Regions from separate parts of the Homo sapiens genome. Here region 1 is linked to region 2. Evidence: chromatin loops called from intact Hi-C (ENCODE). Cell type or tissue: endothelial cell of umbilical vein. All regions are shown on one strand.

Region 1 (2,500 bases), 190 kb after region 2:
AAACCAGATACTCCCTTGGAATGAGGCATGGTATGGTGAGAGGAAGGTCAAATTTGAAGTCCCTCAGACTTAAATTCTGTTTTTAAATTGAGTTCTCTACTTATTGTCTTAGCAACTTTGGGCAAGTGACTTAATGTGTCACAGCCTCAGATTCTTCTTGGGTAAGATGGGGATGATGACAATACCTAACCAGCCTTCCCACATTCACCCTTCCAGTCTGCTCTCTGAACTAATGCCAACATGATCTTTTTAGAACACAAATCTGATCACTGCATCTCCCTCCTTAAAAGCTTTCAAGGGCTCTCCAGTGCCCTCTATAAAAGCCTGCTTAATCTGGCAGATGCTTAGTCTAACCTCTACCAGGCTCCCTCCCTACCCTCTCCCATTCCAGCTGCAGTGGCCATTCTACCTTCCCCCCATGCTCTCCCCTGCCACAGGCCCTTTGCACATGCAGTTCGCATTCACCAAGTATTCTTCCTACCTTTTCCACCAACTTGGCCATGCTTCAGCCTCATTCCAGCCTCACTCAAGCCTCACTTCCCCATTTCCTTAGTGAAGCCTTACTCCCAACCACATCAAGAGCTGTGGTAAAGACTCTAATAGCCTGTATGTCTCTCCTTTGTTGCACATGTCACCAGTTGTAAATTTACATCTGCATAATTCTTTGATGAATAAATTAAACCCAGCACAGGCCTGCAAGCTCCATGAGCACAGGGACTGTGTTGCTCAACATTTAACACAGTGCCTATAGAAACAGTCATAATGAATATAATAAAACCCCACAATAGCCAACATGTATGAAGCAATTTCTACATGTCAGGCACTTCCCAACAGCCTTCAGAATTAGTTTTCACTATTACTCTCATGTAACAAAGGGAAAGACTGAGTCACAGAGAGGTTAGGTAACTTGCCTGACATCACACAGCTAATAAGTGGTCAAACTCCAGAAGTCTGTTTACTGACAAACTATAGAAGGCTTTTCAGTCACTCAGTAAATGAGGCAGCATCCAGGGAGCAGTTCTTTCAGCAAGGAGGCTGGCACTGCTTAAGCACTTAATAATAATGATGATGATTATTAACAGATATTGAGTACTTATGATGTGTCCAATATTATTCTAAAGACTTTTATATGAATTAACTCATTTTATTCTCTCAACGACATTTTCTTTATGAGGGAGCGCTACCATTACCCTTATTAAGCAGACGAGAAAATTGAGGCTGGGAAAGATGAACTGACTTGCCCAAGATCACCTGGCTTGTAGGCAATAGAGCCAGAATTTGAACCCTGGTCCACCTAACTCCAGAGTCTGGGAAAAACCCAGCTCTGTGATTCTCAGGGAGGACCAGCCTCAGTCTCCTCTGCAGTAGAAATGGAATCAATTCTCCTGTATGTCACAGTTTTCTGAATTCAGTTCTACTTGTCAGAGGGCCTGTGCTTCTTATGGCACTGAGCCCACCCAGCTAGGCAGGGTATGGGGGGAGCTGTCCCTGGAGACGATAAAGCCAGCTATTTCCCCAGGGCCTCCAGCTGAGGAGGCTACGCTGTGATCTGATGGACAGCTGGGAAGTGACTCATGGGGCAGCCAGGGAGAGGGGAAGCCGGCGGGGACTAAAAAAAGACCTGCGACCACATATTATGCGCAAGGACAATCATCAACCATAACCACCACCACCAAGGCAAGCCCCGCCCTCTACCCCACACGCCCCTCAGGCTGCACTTGAGTCCTTCTGGGATCCTCCTGGGGGCCCCTATGATCCAGATTTCACCACTGGGCTGCGGCAGTTCAGCGCACAGGCTTTTGAGCCCAAGTCCCAACTCAACCACTTTGTAGCTGTGGCATCCTGAACTAGTTGCTGAACTTTTCTGAGCTTCAGTTTCTTCCTCAGCACAATGGGGATAAGAAACAGTCATTTCACAAGAAGAGTGTGGAGATTAAATGAAGTCATGTGTGTGGAAATCCTGGAATAGTCCCTGGTTCAGCAACTGGTAGTTCCCCCTGTGGATAAAATGCAGGAGAAGGCAAAGAAGAAAAGACAGACACGTAATACAATTTTCCTGGAGCACCCACTCATTCAGATTGACATTTTATCTTTGCATCCATTCACTGTTAAACCACTCCACTTTCAGTATAGAATGATACTATCGATAATAATAAAGATAAAGATAACAGTTATTAAGTGCATATGAGATGCTAGGATCAACGTTTCACATTCATTATGTCATTTTGCTCCTCACAAGTATTCTATAAGGCAGTCTGCCAAATGCCTAATTCAAATCTGGCCAGCCACTTGCAAGCCATGTCACCTTAAGCAAATTCATTAAACCTTCTGTTCCTCAACTTCTTAATCTGTAAAATGGGGATAATAATAGCGCCTGCTTTGTAAGGTTGTTGAGGTGGCTAGCTCTATTAAATGCTTATGCCCCTCTGATAGTGTAGACTTGTGGCTGTGGGTGGCTGCCCTACCAGAGACCATAATTTTCAGTCCCCTTACATCTAGT
Region 2 (2,500 bases):
TGCCCAGCTTTTTGGAGATGCAAAAGAAGAGGACATATTCAAGTCATTTAAAACTGAAGAGATGACACTGGCATGGACAAAATAATCTGGAAATAAAATAGTGTCAATAGACAAGTGTTAAATAATTTAAACCAACTAGCAGGTGAGGGGAGACAGAATGCCAAGACCAGAAGTTAAAGTCCACTCCTCACCCTGCCTGAACCACAAGGCCTCAGCAAAGGCTCCTCCTTTGAAGATGGGCACCTTTGTAAGGTGGGCCTTTCACACTCCTGCTCTCGTCCCCACTGCCTGATTGGTGGCTCCAGACACACTGAGCTACTCACTTTCTCCTAAATATTTCACCTTCACATCTAACAGAGGGTGAGACAACGGGGTAGGGAACCCTAGTAGATGACTTTTTGGATAAATAAATAATGAATAATGAATAACAGGGCCGGGTGTGGTGTCTCACGCCTGTAATCCCAGCACTTTGGGAGGCCGAGGTGGGCGGATCACCTGAGGTCAGGAGTTCAAGACCAGCCTAGTTAACATGGTGAAACCCCGTCTCTACTAAAAATACAAAAAATTAGCTGGCTGTGGTGGTGGGTGCCTGTAATCCCAGCTACTCAGGAAGCTGAGGCAGGAAAATCACTTGAACTCGGGAGGCGGAGGTTGCAGTGAGCTGAGATCATGTCACTGCACTCCAGCCTGGGTGACACAGTGAGACTCTGTCTCCAAAAAAATAAAAAAAAAAAGAATAATGGATGAATGATACAGATGACCATTAGATTTTAATGTTTCCATAATCAGGAAATTAGTCAATGGATTTTCTTCTAAGACTCTAATCCAATCTTGTTTTTTTCAAATATTTTTGACTGTGACTCAGAGTAAGAATATATTTTATATCACAGCCTGGTGTGTGTGTGCGCACACACACACACACACACATGCACACACACACTCTTCATAATTTCCATTAAAATATTAATGGAAAATAACAGTGACCCTTACTACATGTGAGGCACTCTCATTTGTTTTCCTTTTCACTTCTCTTCCATCTTAGTAATAAAAAATGCTGACTGCAGCAACAAAAGTGACATCATGATCCACTAATGGGTCGACATGGGCAGTCTGAAAACACTGTGGGCTATGACACAGATTCACCATTTCCTGGGCACTACCTAGTGCTGTACTTTAGGAACCCTCAGCTTTCAGGGAAGAAAAGACCTTCCCAGAAATGCTCACCATCCAAGCCCAGCCTCCTGCCTCTCCCTTGACAGCCATGTCATTCTCCTGTTCAGCTCAGGCAGGAACACACTGAGTCATCCTTACTTCCTCTGGTTTGCCCACCTGCCAAGACATTAAGTCAGAGGCTAAGTCAAGTAGCTGTTGCCACGGCAATGAATCTTGGGCCAATTCCTCATCTGATGGTCCTGGTGTCTCTGACTAATTCAGGAACTTACCACCCCTTAAAGAGTTCACTGCAAAAAGTGCCATATAATCATGACCCACTCCAACATGTGACCCAATTTTCAGGGTAAGGAGACCCTCTAGTTAGGGAAAGGGGATGATGGTCAGAGGGGACTTCACAGCAAAGGAGACTCGAGACCTGGGCCCTGAATGTTGGGGAGAAGGTTGTCTAATTAATAGTACAGATGACTCACATATTCTCAACGGGATTGCTTTCTTAGTATTTGCACTATTTGCAGCAAGTCAACAACCCAGATCTTTGTTTTAAAATGTTGCTTCACATATTGAGCAACTGGGACTTGGAGGCCTGAGCAAATGGGACTTGGAGACTGGAATCCAGAGCTTCAGTCTTAGCTCTGCCACTTCTCACTGTGTTTGACTTTCGGCAGGTCATAGAATCTCTCTGGACCTCAGTTTCCTCTTCTGTGAAATGGGGGTGATAGTAATGACCTTGTTTTCCTCATCGGACTTCTGGGGATGGGAGTGAGGTATGAGAGCGAAATGAGATCATGTGTATCAAAGTATTTTGCATGTGCTAAGCAAACAGTAGGTTCCCAACATATGTTAACTGAGAGGAAAGTCAGTTAACGTGCACTAACCCAGCTTTCGACTACTTTGTCCCTTATTAAAAGAATCAACAATTTCCCTTGGAATTATTTCTCCTTCTTTTAGAGGATTATGAAATTTAAATATGGAAATATAATTATTCAAAGAAGCTTTGAGAGTTAGATTATAGAGATTAGGGAAATCTATAATTGATCTATTACACAAAGATTATATACCAGGGTTTAATTTTCTTTTTCCTCATTGGAGACTCTACATGGGGTATACAGGTAAACTGAAGTTATTTATTTATTTTTCATGTAAAAATATGCTTGGTCAGGGAGAAGGTCCTAGCATCATGTTTTAGTGTCAGATGCAGGCCTGAGTTTTGGACTACTCATCAATTTCCACTATTGGGGTCAAGGGCAGCCGTGGCCTGGTGATGAAGACCCAAGTTTAGATACAGAGGGAACTGAGGTTCAAATATGAGTTTGAGTGGACCTAAAGG

The links. A loop is a pair of places that touch in the nucleus more often than their neighbours do. Peaks named below come from ENCODE experiments on the same cell type or tissue, not always from the same donor. Only the 100,000 strongest peaks of a DNase experiment are listed, where the experiment ranks them.
Region 1: it touches region 2 in a loop (3-fold over the local background); 1 of 110 quality-filtered maps calls a loop at or near these places.

Annotation. Positions count from the first base shown.
Region 1 is chr12:107,328,053-107,330,552 of GRCh38, reverse strand. The region is part of intron 1 of ABTB3 (ankyrin repeat and BTB domain containing 3); the gene reads right to left. Among named protein-coding and RNA genes, the nearest start is that of ABTB3, 11 kb to the right of the region's middle. In endothelial cell of umbilical vein, no CTCF peak of the experiment used is centred here; a DNase peak (open chromatin) is centred at 1,552.
Region 2 is chr12:107,514,463-107,516,962 of GRCh38, reverse strand. The region is part of intron 1 of ABTB3 (ankyrin repeat and BTB domain containing 3); the gene reads right to left. Among named protein-coding and RNA genes, the nearest start is that of PWP1, 170 kb to the left of the region's middle. RefSeq lists an enhancer at 1,177-1,471. In endothelial cell of umbilical vein, no CTCF peak of the experiment used is centred here; a DNase peak (open chromatin) is centred at 1,352; H3K27ac peaks cover 1,706 bases.